2 separate regions of the Homo sapiens genome follow, and region 2 is linked to region 1. The links are chromatin loops, found by intact Hi-C in ENCODE. Cell type or tissue: GM12878. All regions are shown on one strand.

Evidence for each region. A loop is a pair of places that touch in the nucleus more often than their neighbours do. Peaks named below come from ENCODE experiments on the same cell type or tissue, not always from the same donor. Only the 100,000 strongest peaks of a DNase experiment are listed, where the experiment ranks them.
Region 2: a loop joins it to region 1, with 2.0 times the contacts of the local background. A loop is called at or near these places in 1 of 110 quality-filtered maps.

Annotation. Positions count from the first base shown.
Region 1 is chr16:5,193,236-5,197,235 of GRCh38, reverse strand. No RefSeq gene overlaps it. Among named protein-coding and RNA genes, the nearest start is that of LINC02164, 26 kb to the left of the region's middle. In GM12878, no CTCF peak of the experiment used is centred here; no DNase peak of the experiment used is centred here.
Region 2 is chr16:5,115,630-5,119,629 of GRCh38, reverse strand. It overlaps LOC107984828 (a long non-coding RNA gene), which reads right to left. Exons shown (of 2, transcript XR_001752066.1): 2 at 1,502-3,106. It also overlaps the pseudogene ENPP7P14. Among named protein-coding and RNA genes, the nearest start is that of EEF2KMT, 20 kb to the right of the region's middle. In GM12878, no CTCF peak of the experiment used is centred here; a DNase peak (open chromatin) is centred at 2,029.

The DNA of each region.
Region 1 (4,000 bases):
TTAGGATATGGACATCGTCAGGGGAGAAGGGCATTACGCCACCTACTACAAGGTAATACTTGAACAGAGGCCCTGGGACAAGCCTGCACTGTGAAGGCTGAGTTCAAATACACCTGCCACAGTCCATCTGTGCAAGGGGCAGGGAGGGGAGAGAGAGCACAGAGAACACGGATCATTCTGAGCAGGACGGGCTTCTCCAGAGGTGTCTCCATACAGCTCCATATAGCTTCTTGGCTATGACGGGAGGTGAAATTAACATCTGCCTCTACAGCAAACAGCACATGTCTTACCATATGCCAAGAGGCAAAGCATGAACTCCTTCTGGGGTCCAGTGTCCCAGATGTGGTTCCTAACTCCAGACCCTTCCTAGAAGCCACTGTCAGAGGGTTAACCCTGTGCGGCACTCATGCCCTGAGACAGAGGTGTGCAGGAAGGAGCTGTGGGCAGTGGTTCTCCAAGGGGGGAGGTAAGGAAATAGGGAGATGTGATGGAGAGCAGTGGTTTAGCTGTATCTGTGATGATGTTTCTTAAGAAACCCAAAAAGGTCTGAAGCAAATACTGCACAATTATGTTGCTAATTGGGAGGGTGGGGTCTTTTCTTATTTTCTGCTCATTTTAAAAAATTTTTTAAGAGATGGGGTCTTGCTTTGTTGCCTAGGCTGGTCCTGAACTCCAGGCCTCAGGGGATCCTCCTGCCTTCACCTCTCAAAGTGCTGGGATAATAGGCATGAGCCATCACACCCAGCCAATCCTTTTCTATATGTTTGAAATATTGCACAGTCAAAAAGAAACTAATAAATTACAAGGGAAACAAACTTACAGAAACATCTAAACCTCCTTCAAGGCAACATCCGGTCTGACTTTGACATTACTGAAAAGCTAAAAGCTCACCCCACTGGGAACGCAGCTGAAAACTAGATTCAGAACTCCTCAAAGAAGAGGCTCCCAGGGAGATACCTTATGCGGCTCCACTTATCCTGCTGCAGGTACACCCAGTCCCCAGGGCTCCCACATCTGGCCAAGAGTTAAATTCTAGAAGAGAGGTGAAGTCTGGAGTATCTGGTTTGACATGTGTTTTTAAATTCCGTGGCTGACGCTACAACCAAAGGTTCTGCTCATGTGAAGCACAAAGGGGAGATGAAATGTAGACCCAGAAGGATGACAGCAGCTTCATTGTGCCCCATTGCAGGATGCCAGGCAAACCCAGCTGCCCTGGAATAACGGCACCCTGAGGGAGGCTCTCTGCACCCCTCCACCCACCCTTGTTTCATCCTGGGTTGGAGGGAGCATGGCTGCAGCCCCTATCCCTGTATCAACCCTGGAAAATAACAGAGCCAACCTCTGATCCTTCTTGGACAGCAGAAAAGCTCAAGAACCTTCCCCTCTCACATCTGAAACTCCAAAGTTCATCACAGATTTCAATGTGAATTGGGAATCTTTCAAGGCAGGTATTATCATTCTAGCCTTAAAACTAGTCGTTAGCTTACTCAAGAAATGGTTATTAAGCACCTACCATGTGTTGGGTATGGCTTCATGCACTAAGAATACAGCAGTGAGCCAAAAAGACAAAAATCACAGGTCTCATGGAGCCTGTGGTATAGTTGGAGACAGATGACAAACAAGGAAAACAAGTCAATATATTAACACACGTCAGCCAGGCACAGTGGCCACCTAACACTTTGGGAGGCCAAGACAGGAGGATTGAGTCCCAGGAGTTTGAGACCAGCCTGGGCAACATAGTGAAAACCTATCTTTACAAAAAATTAGCCAGATGTGGTGGCACGCACCTATAATCCGAGCCACTTGGGAGACTGAGAAGGGAGGATCACCTGAGCCCAGGAGGTCAAGGTTACAGTGAGCTATGACCGCAACACTGCGCTTCAATGATAGAATAAGACCTGTCCCAAAAATATATATATACACACATATATTTTAATCTATATATTTAAATCTATTTTTAAATACATAAACATATTAACATATCATTATGTAATGTGTTACTATATAGTTACAGCTAATTAATATATAGTAATGTGTATATACACATATATAACTATACATTAACACATTACATATATATGTTAATTAGTTTGTTATTAGTTATAAGTGCTAAGCGGGGAAAGTAAAGCAAGGAAGGAGAACAGGGGGGCGAGGGGTGGTTTGCAGTCCCAGCTGGGTGGACACTGAAGAAGACCAGACTGGGTGCAGTGGCTCATGCCTGTAATCCCAGCACTTTGAGGGGCAGAAGTAGGAGGACCCCCTGAAGCCAGGCATTCCAGATCAGCCTAGGCAATATAGCAAGACTGTCTCAACAAAACAAAAGGAAAATAAAATAAATAAGTTGAGCATGGCGGCACTCGCTTATAGTCCCAGCAAGTCAGGAGACCAAGATGGGAGGATTGCTTGAGCTTAGGCGTTTGAGGCTGCAGTGAGCTATGATTGTGCCACTGCACTCCAGCCTGGGCAACAGAGTGAGACGTTATCTCAGAAAAAAAAAAAAAAAGAGTGAGACGGGAGCCACTGGTGGCGTCTGAGCACCTGAGTGACATACCCTGACTGCTGCATGAAGAGGAAGCACAGAAACAGGACGCCAGCCAGAGGTGGCTCAATAACCCCTTAGGGTGCAAACAACAGCTAGGATGGGGGCTGAAGGGGGTTAGAATTTTTAGAGTGATTTTTACGTTTTTGCTTTGTCCCTTCACATCCCTGTGCCTCCTTTTTCTCCATGTTGAAATGGAGCATAACATGAGCCACCCCTGGGTGATGGTCTGTGCACACAGCTGCCCACTTCCCTAGGATGTGTTGTTAGATTCCATGACTTACAAAGCAGGTGAGACTCTAACAGGAGGAGCTAAGTCTGGTGACCTTGAAGAGGAGGGCAGCTTATCTTTCCAGGTGATACTGTCATCAATGCTGCATCCTCAGATTCAATAACAGAGAATAAATCCTTTGTCAAGATATGAGTGGTGAAAAAACCACCACCTCCCCCAGAGAGCCCGTCTTCCAAGAAAGCCCATCCATACTCAGATCCTTTTTTATTACTCTTGGAAAGGTGGTGTGAAAATTTGATAAGGCAAGATATCAAAGTTCTGGCGTGTCACAGAGAGCGCTCTCGCTTGCTGATAACGTGCAGATACGGCAAGTCGAAAAGTACTTTTTTATTGCTTTGGGGCTCTCGATTCGTACCAGAGTTCCACAGCTGCTGGCTGAGTCAGCCGGTTCCTAACCATTCAACCTTTCAGAACATCATCTCCGCAAACCTGCAGTGCAGTGCTAATTTCTGAGATTATCCTCTGGGTAAAAAGGAACTGTCTCCTGGTGGCAGGGTGGGGTGGGTCACTACCTCCACAAAAAAGCAAAGAATGGTGGCAAATAGCAGGTGCTCAGGCTCTCCCAAGTGCAGGGTCGCTGTCCCAAGGGAACACAAGTGTTCCAAATGCAACACCCTGGAAAGGATTCTCCTCTTCATTCACTCCTGCCACAAGAATCTCATTCACAGATGCTGCTATGTTTAAAATGTTTAAGTCTCTCCCTTGGAATAAAGGATGTCTGAGTTTTCTTCCTCAAGAGCCAAGGTACTGCTACTGCAAAGAGCCCATGGAGACGTAGATGAAACCCAATACCCATGAGTTGGTTGTTGTCCTTACTGGAGCTGAATGATATGTACACAGCATGCATTGAACGAGTCTCTCTGCTTTTCATATATTCGAAATTTTCTATAATTAAAAAAATATTTAGGCTGGGCGCGGTGGCTCATGCCTGTAATCATAGCACTTTGGGAGGCCAAGGCGGGTGGATCACCTGAGGTCAGCAGTTCGAGACCAGCCTGGCCAATGTGGTGAAACCCCATCTCTACTAAAAATACAAAAATTAGCTAGGTGTGGTGGTGCATTCCTGTAGTCCCAGCTACGTGGAAGGCTGAGGCAGGAGAATCACTTGAACCCGGGAGGCGGAGGTTGCAGTGAGCCGAGATCATGCCACTGCACTCCAGCTTGGGTGA
Region 2 (4,000 bases), 78 kb after region 1:
CTGTACTAAAAATACAAAACTTAGCCAGGCATGGTGGCAGGCACCTGTAATTCCAGCTACTTGGGAGGCTGAGGCATGAGAATCGCTTGAACCTGGGAAGCGGAGGTTGCAGTGAGCCGAGATGGTGCCACTGCACTCCAGCCTGGGCAACAAGAGTGAAACTCTGTCTCAAAAAAAAAAAAAAAAAAAAAAAGTCCATCATTCTTACTAATGGAGGCCAAATCATCTCAGCGCTTCTTTGGCTGATCAGAATGCTCAAAGCCAGGGTTATCCAATAGACCAGAGGTCCCCAGCCCCCAGACCATGGACCAGTAGTGGTCTGTGGCCTGTTAGGAACTGGGCTGCACAGAAGGAGGTGAGCAGCAGGCTAGCGAGTGAAGCTTCATCTGTATTTACAGCTGATCCCCCTGGCTAGTGTTACCACCTAAGCTCTGTCTCCTGTCAGAGCAGCAGTGGCATTAGATTCTAATAGGAGCACCAACCCTATTGTGAACTGCATGTGGAAGGGATCTAGGTTGTGTGCTCCTTATGAGAATCTAATGCCTGATGATCTGTCACTGTCTCCCACCACCCTGAGATGGGATTATCTAGTTGCAGGAAAACAAGCTCAGGGCTCCCACTGATTCTACATTATGGTGAGTTGTATAATGATTTCATTATATATTATAATTTTCATAACAATAGAAATAAAGTACACAATAAATGTAATGTACCTGAATCATCCCGAAACTTCCCCCCAACAAATCCATGGAAACTGGTCCTTGGTGCTAAAAAAAAAAATGGGGACCACTGCAATAGACTATTCAGTCACGGTCCAATCAAACATTCTGCAATGGCGGACTTGCTCTACTCTGCACTGTCCAACAGGGGAGCTGCTAGCCACCCACATGGGCTGTTGAGCCCTTGAAATGTGGCTGGTGAGAATGAAGAGCTGAATTTTCAATTTTCTCTTATTTTAACTAATTTTTTTTTTTTTGAGACAGAGTCTCACTCTATCCCCCAGGCTGGAGTGCAGTGGCACAATCTCGTCTCACTGCAACCTCCATCTCCCAGATTCAAGCAATTCTCCTGCCTCAGCCTCCTGAGTACCTGGGATTACAAGAACCCGCCATCATGCCTGGCTAATTTTTGTATTTTTGTAGAGACGGGATTTCACCATGTTGGCCAGGCTGATCTTGAACTGCTGACCTCAGGTGTTCTGCCCACCTTAGCCTCCCAAAGTGCTGGGATTACAGGCATGAGCCACCACACCCAGCCTTAATTCATTTCTAAATCACAAAATCTAAACAACAAGTGGCTAGGAGCTACCATAGTGTACAAGGCAGCTGTAGAATCACAGGAAATTGTCAATGACCCTGTCCTGCTTCAAGTGGACTTTTCCCCCTCATGGTGACACTCTAGATTCTTTCCTCTTCTCTCACATTTTTTAGATTTTCAGGCTTAGACCATGAAAATAAGTTCTGTCCTTCCAAGAAAATAACGTTCATAACACTTACTGTATACCAGGCTGATTTCAGTGCTTTACATGTATTAATTTACAACAACTCTGAGGCGGGAGCTGTGATTATGCCCATTTAACAGATGAGAAAACTGAGGCAGAAAGCGGTGCTGGAACTTCTCAAAGTCACACAGGTTGCAGGAGGCAGAACCCGGATTTGAACTCACTTTGGGTTCAGCAACTCACAGCTCTCACCTATGACATAATATTACTTCTGTGGTCAAAACACTTAGACCTGGATTTCACAGGAATCTTGTGCTTGTCTGGCTGCTAGGGAGGTTTTCATCATCTTCCTTATCTCACAGTTCAAAACCCAGGGCCTCCATGCTCTTGCTCTGGTGGCCGTTCACTGGCAGGAGGCTTCTGGGAAGGTTCTCCTTTTCTGTCATTTTTCTTATTCGTGGTTTTTTGTCTCATTGGTGTTTATCTGCAAAACTTTGTTTCCTTCTGCTCAATTCATAATCAGAGTGCTTTTCCTCCTGGCTGAACTCATAAGTGTTTATGCAAAAAGAGGTTGGGCACAGAGCCAGGCGACTGACGACACCCGGCTCGTCTGGCAAGTGGATATCAAATTGTTGTATCTTGTTCTGCCATTCGTGGCTCCTGCGGTGGGGCTGGGCCATCTGCCAGCTCTCCAAAGAGCTGGTGGGAAACCGCTGCAATCAGAGCGAACCCACGGCCCGGGTGAGCCCGCCTCGGCACAGCACTCCAGCTGGCCCCCAGTACCTTTGGGGACACATCTGCATTGCCACCAGGGCTGTGGGAGGGCCGCCTGCCTCCTGTCCGTCACAGGGAAAACCTACCCTTGTCCCGCCTCCCTTCCAGGCAGCCTGTGTGGGGATTGCTGCATTCACCTTTAATATGGCTAAAATTTTTCCTTCAATGACAGTAATGCTGCCAGAACCCATCAAGATACCCAGGAACTGATGTGCCTTGGCAGATGATGCTGGAAAGATGGGATTCCCGGCAGCCTTTCCATCCCTTGCTCACAACCCACGAGCATCTCCACCGTCCAGCAGGGCTTCTCTCACGTTCAGGGCAGAAACAGAGAGAGTCCATCTGGAACAGGCTCGGATTTTAAATGACTGTCCCCGATAATTCAACACGATCGATGACTGAGGTATTTCACCAAGTTCAGGAGTCTCAGTTCTCAGAGAGAGGCAGCCAGCCATGACTGCCAGACCTGGGCAAACCATACAAACCAGACGGCAGGTCTCACCCCTCCCCAGAGAGCTCCAGAGAGTATCAAAGAGTGAAACAGCAGAGGGATGGTCTGGGTGGGGTCATCGTGGCTGGCAAGGGTCTGTGACAGCACCTTGTTAGGCTACTCCCAAGAGGAAATTTGGAGAGAGGGTGGGAGGGCAGCTCTCAGTGCAAGCTAAGTCTCCTGGAAAATAACTTTCAAACTTTGGAGGATTGTGAGCAAGATGGGACCAGCAACTTCTTCCTAAAAGAATGTTAATAGCAAGATAACTCATCCAATTATTGGTCCAAGCTAGGTCTTTATTATGCATCGTAAAGGCTCTGAGAATAAAAATGTAACCTCCAAAAGGGCTGCAGGCTTTGAAGAATCTCAGGCAACTCGCTTCCTTCTGCTCAGTGACTCCCCTGGAGCACAGCAAAGCAAGGAAACACTTAGAGCCAAGCTTGAGTTCTGAATTTCAAATACAGGGAGTACATCTCTTTCTACCCAATTGTTCCCTAGGTGAGTAACTAACTCCTTCCCCTTAACTGCACGTACTTCCTACCAAAGCACAAGCACGATGGGCTGTCCATGAGCCTCCCCCAAACACGTGCGCCTTGTGACATAAATTCTGTCACCCAAAGAGACCAGACAAAATGTAAAACCAAAGTGGAGCCTTTCCTTGAATTATAGGTTCTAAAGAGTTTTGGACTCTCTACAAAACCCAAGAGTTAGGAATTGCCTGTAAGAAGCACCAGCCCTTGTTTTAAAGAGGCAATTTAAGAATAATAACCATGCTGATGCCACACTACGCTAAGGGAGAATAATGAACCTAATAAAACTAGCGATTTTCCAATTGCTTTTGCTGCTGGAAACACTGATTATGCTAATTAAAGGGTAGAATAGTAAATACCCACTCTTTTGCATCCAATTAAGTGTTCAGATTATTTCTCAGAAGTGTTTGTTGAAAATAGCACTTCTGATAATCATGGGTCCCAAATAAACAGAGTCAAGTGTGGTGTGGTACATGTGTGAGTGTGTGTGTGCGCGCGCACACATGTGTCTTTCTGGAGCTCATTTTATGGAGATCCCGCATAGCTCCCCAAATTCCTATGAGACCAAATAAGAAAAATCACAGTTTCCTAAGACTACAGCTTGGGATATCTTTGGAAAAGGTGTGTATTGAGAACACAGCATACGGAAACTATTTCACGTTGGCAATATCTGTGATTTAACATTGCAAACATCAGAAATACAACTGTTTCTTCAGAGCCACCTAAGTCCCTCATAATGGCAATATTAGCTTTTTCTCAATAATA